Regions from separate parts of the Homo sapiens genome. Here region 2 is linked to region 1. The links are chromatin contacts, found by Hi-C in ENCODE. All regions are on one chromosome and are shown on one strand. The core of a region is the stretch at or near the end of the contact, and the rest is flanking DNA. Distances in the headings are between cores, read along the strand shown.

The links. Hi-C counts contacts between places; a loop is a spot of excess contacts on that map. Pooled maps may share reads with other maps.
Region 2: a map of CD8-positive, alpha-beta T cell shows a loop between it and region 1 (16-fold over the local background). The contact joins the promoter of FRA10AC1 here to the promoter of TM9SF3 in region 1. A Hi-C loop is called at or near these places in 2 of 168 maps with a recorded cell type or tissue (CD8-positive, alpha-beta T cell and naive thymus-derived CD4-positive, alpha-beta T cell) and 8 of 50 pooled maps.

What each region holds. Positions count from the first base shown.
Region 1 is chr10:96,584,473-96,590,677 of GRCh38, reverse strand. It overlaps TM9SF3 (transmembrane 9 superfamily member 3), which reads left to right and starts at 3,666. Exons shown (of 15, transcript NM_020123.4): 1 at 3,666-3,944. The coding sequence starts at 3,843. LOC105378443 (a long non-coding RNA gene) reads right to left here and starts at 3,614. Exons shown (of 3, transcript XR_946220.4): 1 at 2,335-3,614. RefSeq lists silencers at 1,433-1,502, 3,437-4,006 and an enhancer at 2,499-2,558.
Region 2 is chr10:93,699,924-93,706,128 of GRCh38, reverse strand. It overlaps FRA10AC1 (FRA10A associated CGG repeat 1), which reads left to right and starts at 3,537. Exons shown (of 14, transcript NM_145246.5): 1 at 3,537-3,754; 2 at 6,023-6,099. The coding sequence starts at 6,023. RefSeq lists an enhancer at 3,249-3,548.

The sequences.
Region 1 (6,205 bases), core at 2,417-4,916:
AACAGAAACGGTGGAGGTGGAAAATGGCAAATAGCAATAGACGAACTGTCGCCCACCCTGCTGAAGTACATAACTGGCAAGACAAACATAACAAAGTAGAAGGAAGAAATAGAATTTCAAAGAAAAAGTAGCTGATGATAGAAATCAGAAGATATGTGGTCAATCCATACCCTAATACTTTTTTTTTTTTTTTTTTTTTGAGACAGGGTCTGGCTCTGTCACCCAGGCTGGAGTGCAGTGGCACAATCAGCTCACTGCAACCTCCACCTCCCAGGTTCAAGCCATCTTCCTACCTCAGCCTCCTGAGGAGCTGGGACCACAGGCACGTGCCAGCATGCCCAGATACTTTTTTTTTTTTGTATTTTTTGAAGAGACAGAGGTGTCACTCTGTTGTCCAGGTTGGTCTTGAACTCCTGAGCTCAAGCAGTCTGCCCACCTCGGCCTCCCAAAGTACTGGGATTACAGGGGTGAGCCACTGTGCCTAGCCCCCATACCTAATAGTTTTGATGATCATGTTTACCCAGAATGAAAATAAAAGACTGACATTTTGGTTTTCTGGATTGCTTGCTGGTCATAAGCTCTTTAACCAAAATGGAGTCTTATTAGAGCTACCATAGAAAAGAGGCTGTATAGCCACTGGGGGAGGTGGGAAATGCCTTTCACCGGCATTTTCTCCCCACCGCTGCCATCCTTTTTGGTGTCAGGGAATGAGGTCATTCACCCAGATGAAATAAGTGGTGAAATAAGGTATGTTAATGTTTTTCACTCCCCAGTTTAGTGAAACAACCCTAATTTTGATGGTGACCTGAGCCCTGTTTTGTCCTGTTGAGGTCATCAGGCACCTAGGATCTTTGAAGCCACACTTCTTTTACTCTAATCAGTTACTTTATCTCCCTTTCCTTCTTTCCACACCTACTGCTGTCAGACTTGTATCACCTAATGCCATTTATCAGCATAATTCCCCTAGTACCTACCAGAGTGCCTGGTACATAGTAGAGGCTTAATAAATAATCGTTGAATTAATGGCTCTACCTGCTCTTCCATCCATTAAATTTTCCCAAATACTCCTCTGAAATAGGGTTTCTTTCCACTTCTCTCATTGCCCATTGCTTTTACTGCCTGTTGACCATTTGCACAGTTGGCCAGCTTTTGTGTTCCTTTTTAAAAGTACACTGTCATGCCTGTTCTTTGTTGTGTGTGTAGTTTCCTGGTTTTAATCTATCCTCCCTAAATGAATATACTTTTTCTTGTGTCCTCCCTACCTCCAAGCATTTGCCAACCCAGTCCTCCCCAAAACACCTGCCACATGCATACTACCTCAAATCTGTGGAGGGTGGTGATGGATACTTAAGAAACTACACATCCATCTTAATGTAGCACTTACACGGCTTGTTCTTCAATTGCACATCATCACTTCATTCAAGAGCAGTGATTATTCATTCACAGAATTGACTGAGCTTTCACTATGAGCAAGTCACCCTGCTAGGTGCTCGGGAGGATATACAAAGATGTATAAGATGCCTCCTCTGATTTCTACAGCAATTACTGGTGTATGATTCATTCAGCAATTAATCATGTACTGCTTTGTGATGTTTCTTACACTATCTAGAAAGCATTCTTCAAATCTTGCTATGCTATTTGACTTTTCACTTGTTAATGTCTTCATTCATTCAGCAAAGAGTTGAATACCTATGATGTGACAAGCACTATCTCAGCAGCTGGGACAGATATAAAGACAAACAAATCATAGTCCCTGCAATCAAAAAGGTCCGAATGCAGTGTAGAAGAGGAAATGTGAATAGATAATTACAACACAACACGCCAAATGCTATTGAAATCCCAAAGAAGGAATGCTCCATTTCTCAAGGGATCATGCAAGGTTTCACTGAGGAGGTGATCATCAGCTAGGTCTGAAAGGATAATATCTAAGGCACAAGGTGAAGCAGAGCATGCCAGATAAAGGGAGTATAAAGAGCAAAGGCACAGAGGTGTAAAAATATATACGGGTGAATGCAGAGCATAGAAATTGGTGGAAGGTAAAGTTAGGGAAATAAATTAGGGATAAAATAGGCAAAAATTTGGACTTTATCCTTTAGCAGGGAACTTTTTTTCTGATTACATAGTTAGCACATGCTCACTGTAAAAAATAACCAAACATTTATAGGCATGTACAAAGTAGAAAGTTAACCACTGATAGTAGTTTGTTATAATCTTTCAGATTGTTTTCTATGGGCAGACTAACATATTGCCATATAAAATGAAGTTAAACTCTTATTTTCTTCAACTTGAAAATTTAACAGAACCTCTTGGTTATCATTCCATGCCAGTACTTACCTATTTCCTTTTTTTAAAGTGGCTGTATAGTTGGTAAATCATTACCAGCAAAAAGACCTATTATGGAGCCAGACTGAGTGGGTCTGGTGTTTCAGCAAGCCACTCAAGCTCTCTGTGCTTCAGTTACCTCATCTGTAACAGGAACATTTTCACCGTACCTGCTGCATAGGGTTTCTGTGAGAATTTAATGAGCCAATATCGTTCAGAATAGTGCCTGGCAGATGAACGCCCTCGTGGTGACTCCATGATTTATTTACCTAACATTGAAGAACTGTTTTAAGCAAGGGAGTGAGCGATATAATCTGGTTTCTTTTTAGAATAAAAAAAACATCACCCTGGCACCTGTTGGGGATGTTAAACGGGAGGAAGATCAGTCAGTGATGGATATCTTCTTGTGAGACTCTTGCAATACATAGTGATACGGAAGACTGGTTGGTACTGGCAGAGGAAGGAGAGGAAAAATAAACTCTTGAACCACTTTTAAGAGACCAAATGCTAGAACTTGTTGACTGCTGATGGCTGAGAAGAGACAATCTGACAAGTTCGAGATTTTTGGCTTAGTGGCCTGTGTAAATGGTGGTGCCACATTCGTATATTTTTTTTTTTTTAAAGATTTTTTGTTTCAGTGTCTACTACGGATCTGGCACTGTTCTAGGTACAGGAAATACGGAAACAGGATCTCTGCTCCGAGGAGCTTACACTCCAAGAGATATTTATGACTGGGAAGAGGAGACCCAGAAATAGTTAAGTAAACACATAAATGAACAAGAATGGCAAGCTAACTTAGCATGTCTTGATTGAACAGTAGGGGTCCAGTAAATATTCAGTAACTTTAAAACATCCAACCCTGTACGAGTTTAACAATCTCTCCTAACGGTGATTACAGGAGCCCGTGATTCATTCACAGCGGCAGACGAGCGCCAGGAAAGGGTTATTTGATCTGATCCCTCAAGTTCCGGAGGCAGCAGGTCAGACGATCGGCCCCATTTGGCAGCCAGGAAAAAAGCTTAAGCATTTTGGCCAAGGTTACACAACCCGAAACACCGGGACGCGGCCCGGAGGCGGCTTCGGCCTTGCGGTCCAGGCTAGGCCACTGCGCCGGGGCCCAGCCTGCTCGGCGCCCGCCCGAGTGCTCGGCAGGCCCGTAGCGCCGCGGCTCCCAGGAGCCGAGGGGCAGCCGGCGCGCAGGCGGCGGTTGCCGGGCCCTCCCTCGGCCCGGCGGCGGTGGCGGCCCCGCGTCGCGAGGCACTTCCGGCGCGTGCCGGGGTGGCCGGATGACGTGGCTGAGTCAGAGGAAGAGGCTGAGGAGGCGCGGGGGGCGGGGGAGGCTCAGGAGCGGGCGGTGACGGCGACGGCGGCGGCAGAGGAGGCAGCGGCTGGGCCGGGCCCCGTGCGTCTGTCCGCGCCCCGTGGATGCGAATCGGCCGCGGCGGAGGCGGCGGCGGCGGAGGAGGCGGCGGCGGGAGGAGGAGTCGGTGAGCCGGCTCCGGGCCGGAGGGGCGCGGAGGATGAGGCCGCTGCCTGGCGCTCTTGGCGTGGCGGCGGCCGCCGCGCTGTGGCTGCTGCTGCTGCTGCTGCCCCGGACCCGGGCGGACGAGCACGAACACACGGTGAGGCGCCCCGGCCGGCGCGGCCGCCCCGGGCTAGCTCCCCAGTTGCCCACTGAGGCAGGCCCCACGCAGCCTGGAGTGCCCGGCGGCCCGGTGGTGCCCCACTGCGGCCCGAGGACTCCTTCCGGTTGGGCCTGGCGGAGCAGGAACCTTGGGAGCGTGGAGGAGGCATTTCCGTGCGCTCCCGGGACAGGGCTCCGCTCCCGAGTGACAGGGTCTCCTTCCCCCGGTCTGGGCCTCAGTGGCGCCGCACCCCAGGGTCTCGGGGTTCCTGGGACCCTGGGGCCAGGAAGGAGCCTGGGAAGGGTTGAGGTTCATCCACCGCGGGAGCGGGGCAACGGGCAGGCTGGGCTCGGGGCTTTTGCCCCCCAGGGAAGGAGACTGCCTTCTGGCTACTGAGGGCTGCGACGCCGAGGAAGATGGATGCATCGTGATTACCCGGCAGCCACTAACCAGGAAATATCCTACACTTTATGGTCTCCTTTGGCTTTTATCGCCCGCTTCTGCCCAGACCGGATTAAAACCCTGGGGTGGGGCAGCATTAATAAACTTGAATTGAAGAGCAGTTTATACTTACTTGTAAGTGCACCCAACCTACACGCGTTCAATTCCTAGGCCTTTCTTGTAACTTTCTCCTCACCTTCCAGCCCCTAAGTGAGACCCCCATCCCGATAGTCTCTAACTAAGGCAGCTTCTGACAGTAAAGGGTCTTGACGTTTCCCAGTCTTCAGGTCAGGGCCAGAAACAGTCCCTTTTGCATTTGGCCTAAAGGTGATTGGCAGTTTGTTTAATTGGTATTCTCACATCAAAACGTGCATGTGAACGACTCTTCAAATGGCTTTCACTTAGGGCTGTAACTGTGGTTTTCAGAGTGGTAGACTTGAGCAAGGCAGGAAGGTCAGGTAAATTGAGAGTTTGCTTGACGAGTAATTGTTTTTTATACCTTTACCATTAATGATAGGAGTTTCTATGAGAGACTGTGTTTGTACTAAATCAGAACGATCTGAGGGAGTCTTATGTCATTTCTGGTAAGTGAGGAAATGAAGCAGTCGTCCTTACCTATTTAATGGATCCGATTTTATTTGTAATCAACAAAACTTTTCGCTGGATCCTTGGCTAGCTGGGATCTTATTTTAGCTAATAAAAGCTCTAAACTTTTGACTGTTCTACCTTCGGTCACAGCCAGAAACTTCTTACCTGTGTAGGTATGTATTTCTTTAGAGACACAAATCTCGAATTGGTGACATGTTTTTGTACTGTACTTGTGGTGTTTCACCTAAGATAATTTTGTTGGGAGGTTAAACAGCTTAAAACGATTTCCTTTTGTGTTCTTTCATCAGATAAGCTGTCTCAAAGTTTAAGAACTGCTATTGTTTCACATAGTATACAGGGACCATGTATAGATTTGGGTCTTTGAGTATTTTTAAATTTTCAGTGGGCATCCATCCTTCTGTTTAATGATATTATTACTAATATATTTCCAATTAAAAAAACACTTAGGAAAAGTTACCATATGAAACTCAGAACTCTCAATGTGTAGTTCCGTGATACAGGCATATAAGCTCAAAAGTGTACTGTATTCTACTTTTTAATCTTGTAATCTTGTGACTTACACTGCTGTGATTAGGGAAACCATTAAAATTTTACAAATTGGGTGTATATAAAGGCTTTAGAATAATTTACAAATTAAAAGTGTAATTTCAATGCAGTTTTATTGCTAGGACTATTTCAGTTTTTTATTCTAGTAATTGCATATAAGATATTTGATAAAAGGTTTTTGTTGACTGCCACGAAAGATAATATGGTATATATGAGATGGTTGCTAGACAAAAAATTTAGAATCCATATTACTTCATGTCTATATTGAACTGCTCTTACTTGGTTACCCATTATTAAATACCTATTATTTATTTATTTATTTTTGAGACAGAGTCCCACTCTGTTGCCCAGGCTGGAGTGCAGTGGTGCTGTCTCACATCACTGCAACCTCAGCCTTGCGGGCTCAAGCGATTCTCGTGCCTTAGCCAAGTAGCTGGGATTACAGGTGTGCGCCACCACACTTAGCTAATTTTTGTATTTTTAGTAGAAAGGGGATTTCGCCATGTTGGCCCGGCTGGTCTTGAACTCAAAACGACTGGCCTCAAGTGATCTGCCTGCCTTGGCCCCACAAAGTGCTGGGATTACAGGCATGAGCCACCACGCCTGGCCGAATATGTATTGTAAAAAGCAAAACAAAAACAAAAACAGTTATGGGAAGAATA
Region 2 (6,205 bases), core at 2,288-4,787, 2.9 Mb after region 1:
TGTAAAATAGGGATAATAATAGTACCCACTTCATTTGTTCAATAAATATTCTGAGCAACTATCATGTGTCTGGCACTGTGCTGAGCACTGGGGATTCCACACTGAAAAAGAGAGGTATGCTTCCTGCCATTGTGGAGCTTGCATCTCAGTGAGGGAAACAGGGCTAAATTATTACTACGTATGTAGCTAAGTGCAATGGAAAGTAATGTGCATATTATCAGTAATCCTATCTAGTCTGTGGGAGAGATGCTCATGAAAGGCCTTTCCTTCACCTAAGTTGAGTTTTGAAGGATAAAGAGGAGTTAGGGAGGCAAACAGAAAGGGTTTAAGACCATTCCGGGTAGAGGAAATGGTAAATTTGAAGAGGCATGCATGTTGAAGAAACAAAGAAAGCCCAGCGTGGCTCCATAACATCAAATGTTATGGAGGTTAAGTGAGACAGCAGATGGTTCTGGATATTTATCGGTATATAACAAACAACCTCAAAGTCTTAGTGGCTTGAAACAATTATACTTATTCTGATTATTAGTCTGCAATCTGGGTGAGGCTCAGTGAAGTTACTTCATCTCTGCTCCACTCCATGTCAGCTAAAGAAGTAGAGTGACAAACCCAGGCAGAAGCTCTAACACCTTTTGCAACTTAGCATCAGAAGTGTCTTAGCATTACTTCTGCTATAGTCACTGACATGCCCAGATTCAAAGCTGTGGCCATAGGTATTAGCTTATGTTAGAGAAGTGTCAGCATCATATTATAAAAAGAACATGGAAAATGCAATCTTCTCAAAGACACACAGTATTAGAAGAATGCATATTCAGCCAGGCGCAGTGGCTCACCCCTGTAATCCCAGCACTTTAGGAGGCCAAGGCGGGATCACTTGAGGTCAGGAGTTCGAGACCAGCCTGGCCAACATGGTGAAACCCTGCCTCTACTAAAAATACAAAAATTAGCCAGGCATGGTGGCTCACACCTGTAGTCCCAGCTACTGGGAAGGCTGAAGCAGGAGAATGGCTTGAACCCGGGAGGTGGAGGTTGAGCTGAGATGGCACCACTATACTTCAGCCTGGGTGATGAAGTGAGACCCTGTCTCAAAAAAAAAAAAAAGAAAAGAAAAGAAAGAATGCACATTTGTTGGGCGCGGTGGCTTACGCCTGTAAGTCCAGCACTTTGGGAGACCAAGGTGGGTGGATCACCTGAGGTCAGGAGTTCGAGACCAGCCTGACCAACATGGTGAAACCCCATCTCTAGTAAAAAAATACAAAAATTAGCCGGGCGTAGTGTGCGCCTCTAGTCCCAGCTACTCGGGAGGCTGAGACAGGAGAATTGCTCGAACCCAGGAGGCAGGGGTTGGAGTGAGCTGAGATCACGCCACTACACTCCAGCCTGGGTGACAGAGTGAGACTCGGTCTTGAATAAAAAAGAATGCACAGTCATAGTTTATATCAGAATTATTACTTGGTATTATCACCACCATCATCACCCAACTTCCCTCATCCTGACCACATACTTAATATAGTATTTTGTTGCTTTGAGTTACATAGCATTGGTGCACATTTAAATTTTCATATCCATTGAAATAACATATTTTATAAATTAGGAACAACAGGTTCATGCATGTACTAGACACTTGGTATATGATAGAATATATTGTTGTAGTTATTCCACACATTGTCTGTCTTACTAGTCAACCTTCAAGGATAAGGAGTTGCTGTTACATACCTGTAACCCTGATGTCTAGGGCAGTGTCCTGCCCAGAGTAGGCACTGAATAAATGTTTGTGTTTTTTATTGTTGTTGAGCTATAATTGTTAACTTGAGATTTCCTAAGCAGGTGGGTTTTCTATCCTGTATTATTTCTAGTTCAGATCATGCAATCTATGCCTAATATATATTTTCTATTTACTCTTTTTCAGTAACTGCTGTCTCAAAGTAAAAAATGGAAATCTTTGCCTGAATGGACTGGTAGCAACAGATCTGAAATTCTTAGAAATGTTGGAACCAGAAGCTACTTCCCACACAATCCATGAAGTGGGGGAGAGAGAGACAGAGAGAGAGAGAGAAAAGAGAGAAAGAGAGAGAGAGAAACTGGGTCTTATAGAGAGACAGACACAAGTACTACCCAGTTCTCGACCCTCACCAGGTTTGTGGCTTTAGGTTCTGTGCCTCTCTTCCTTATGTGTAAAATGAGGCTAATAACACAGCAGCACAGGGTTGTTGGAAGAGTAAAATGAAGCAACAAACAAGAAGATGCTAGGGATGGTAGAAAAATGCTAATAAATGTCAAATATGGATAGAAAGGAAATTGGATATGAGGTATAGGTCTGTTTAGTTTTATTAACAATAAAATAATTATATATTTAATATATTTACCAAAAAAGAAACTGCTTGACAAAATAATTCCATATACTATAACGTCAAATTGTAAGGCTTCCTATTGCTTTCACTTTTTTTAGTAAAAGTTTTTATTGAAGTATAATCTGATTGCATTTTGGAATAAGTTAATTTACAATAATTTAATTTATCTTATAGCCTTTTAAGATCACATTCAGTGCAATGGATAAAGCAGAATGTATCTATAATTTATTGTCAGGGTTAGAGACTTGAACTGATAAGGATATCGTTATCTACTGTTTAGGGCAAAAGATGTAAAATGACTGTGCATTAAGTGCCAAGGTTTTCTCTAAAAAGGGCCCACTGTAAACGCCAGAAGCGTGCCAGTTCAATTCAACAAATATTTAATTAGCACTTGTGATTTCCAAGGCACCGTTTTGGGTACTGAGGAGGAAGCAAAAAATGAATAGCTGCTAATGCCAGCGAGAGACAAGACATGAACCAAACAACTAGAGTGGAAAGAGTGGGGCGTCGTGATGTAGAAAACGCAAAGCACAGGAAGAACCTAGTGGCGCTTAAAATAATCCAACTTTTCCTGCCTTTTTTCTTCTTCTTTTTAAGATTCTATTTTGGATCCCTTTTCGCATGTGCCAGGTCGCTTGTCGGCAGAGAATCCTCAACCCTGAGAAATCTCTCCTCCTATTCTTTCTTTCCTCACAAATTCGATGAGCTCTTCTGCCATCAGCACTGCTTTTGGAATGGTATCTATTGTGTGGGTGGCGAAACGATGGAGAGATATTTTTGTTCTAATTATGAGAACTGTTTTACTGGGGGAAGGAGGGAGAGGCTGATCTGAAGCGCTGATGAGCTGCTCTGAGAGGATCCTCCGAGGAGGCGTTACTAAGGTTACTAGAGAGAGGACGGCAGGTGATAGGCACGGTAAAACAAAATATATTTTCAAATGAGAGGCGTGGGCTAAGCAGCAAGCAGTGCCAGCGGTACTAGATGCCGGATTCCCTAGAGGGGAAAGGAAGGAGGCCCAGGGAAAAACTGGGAGCCGCGACTTGGCGAAAGCTGGAAGCCTCTTCGTCCCTTTCCGGGCCGTTTCTCCCGCTGCCCTTGTTTCCCGGAGCTGTTCTGGCTGTAGCACAAGGTCGGCGCACTCGGGGGACGGTGCCATTTAGATGTAACACGTGGCCGTGTCGGACCGGAAGTGGTGCCCAGTCGGGACCCGTAGGGAGAGGCGGGTTGCGGGCGGCGGCGGCGGCGGCGGCGGCGGTGGTGGTTGTGGCGAGGCTGTGCGGCAGGGCGCACGGGACCTGTGCTGCAGCGGCTCTCTCAGGCCGTGGGTCGTCGCTGCAGCTGCCGGGAAAGAAGGAAACGACGACTCCGGGGGCGAACTTGGCACACAGGGAGGAAGGGAAAGGGTGTGTGAGGAGGGCTGTGGGTATATTTGGCATCAGGGAGAAGGACCTCAAAACTTGTTTTTCATATAGTACTAGCTGATCGTCGGGTTTTTTTTTGTTTTGGTTTGGTTTTTTTTTTTTTGGATGACAGATTCTGGAGACACCTGGCATCTCCGTTTTTGAGTTTCTCCCCGCTCTTGTCAGTTGATTCGTAGGCCTGAAGTGAGTGAGAGCTTTTTAGTTCAACCAGTGAGTTAAGATAGGTATGGGTCGGATGGAGCGGCCAGCGAATAAAGAAATGGGAGAGTGGGAGCAAGAATAGGAAGTCGTGTCCTGGGGCGAGGGAAAAGATGATGATGATGATGTAACATTTACTGGGTTTCACTGTACAAGACACCGTTAAAACCCTTTAGATGAGGCAACTCTTTTAATCTCCATTCGTATGAGGTCAGCCATCTTACTAGCCTCTTTTTATAAATGAGGACACTGAGGCTTGGAGAGGTTAAGGAACAGGCCCAAAGAAAGACAAATGGAAAGTGCAGAGCCAAGCAGTGAAATCTAGTAGGCTGATCCTAGAATATATCTCTAAACACACTACAGCTGTCCCCCATCAAGATGTAAAGAACGTGAGGACATAGGACAAAGAGTGAGAGGACAATATGGCTTGAACAGATGTGGTAAGACAGCTGGAGTTGACCTAAAAAAGGGTGTAAAATCCAGGTGTGTAAGGCAATAACAGATGTAAGGGAGGGTAGAGTTGGAACTCGGGCTTTCAAACCTTCATCTCCAACCTTAACTAGCATCTTCCTATCTAGGATTTTAGTGGGGCAGAGAAGAGAGGTATATACCCACACACCTATGTTTGAAAATGGAATTACAGACTTTAAAGGTTATTTAAAGATTTAAACAACTTAAAGATTATTTCATGTAGCTATCTTATTTAATAGATGAAGTCCAGGGAGATGAAATGACTTATTCAAGGTAGCCAGGACTAGAAACATGTCGTTTACCCTAGATCCAATGCAATGAAGTTTAGAGAGTTCTTTCCTCTTTTTCCAGCTGCACTTGCTGTCGTTATATTAGTTTTAACAATTTGATATATCATTTAACCTGGACTGTTCCTTCCAGCCATGTAAATTAGTTATGTATGACATCAAATAGTCCATCCTTCCTTCTTAGTGTGTGTTCCAAATTCAGTGCAAAGCTGGAACTAGGAGCTTCTTCCAATACAATTGAGTGGCAACTGAGGTCTTCCAGCATTTCTAAGAATTTCAGTTCTAAAATGAAGTCCCAGCATTTTGGGATGCTGAGGTGGACGGATTGCTCAAGCCCAGGAGTTTGAGACCGGCGTGGGCAACATGGCGAAACCCCTTATCTACAAAAAAAAAATTTTTTTAAGTTTGCCAGGTGTGATTATGCACTCCTGTAGTCTCAGCTACTTGGAGAGGCTGAGGTGGGAGGATTGATTGAGCCCAGGAGGTTGAGGATGTGAGCCATCAAGGCGCCACAGCACTCCAGCCTGAGCAATAGAGCGAGACTCTCCAAAAATAACTGGATAAATAAAATGAAACAAGAGAAAGCTGACTAATCCAAAGGGCAAGGTGGTTTACCTTAAAGAAACTCAAAAGAAAATGGAAATCTCTACATATATTGAAAAAGATTACAGGAAAATTTTCATCAATTGATGATGTACTGTTCACAAATACTGTAATTCTCCTGGAATATAGTAAATCATATTCCAGAGAGGAAATTTGGAGTAATTGAAATTGTGGGCGCAGGAATCAAGTACAGCAGATTAGCCACTTACTGGATTTGTAAATAGATTTACTTAACTTTGATTACTTCATTCCTAAATGAAGATAACTTTCTAACTTGCAGAATTAGAAGTGTTGTTTGTAAAGTATTTAACACAATGTCTAGAACAAAGTTGGTGATAAACACACAGTGATTATTACTACTCTGAATCAAAAGTGAAGGATTGCTAAACCTTGTAAGCAGTCACTGCAGCTTTTAGGCCTGGTTTTTCAGTGAAAAGATCAAAGAGTAGCCTTCTTTGTTCACCTAATGATAATTAAGGGTGAAAAATGTTGATGCATTTCCTGAAAGGTATGTCTCTTATTTAAAAGCGAATGAAAGTTTTAGATGGCTAGATGGCCTGTGAATAGGAATCTGCCCACAATGATCCTTTAAAACTATTGTGGCTGTTTAAGATAACTTATTTTTGAATTATTGTTTCCTGGACAATTGGCAACATAGATTCTAAATAGCTGACTTTGTACTCCTTTACAGATGCATGGTCATGGAGGCTATGATTCTGATTTTAGTGATGATGAACGCTGTGGAGAATCCAGCAAAAGGAAAAAAAGGTAAGTAATTTTTTTTTATTGATCTATTTTTCACATCCTTTCTAGATTAATATGAAGTATAAATAAACAAGAGTGAAATTTTTGAATTCTGTTTACATGTGAAGAC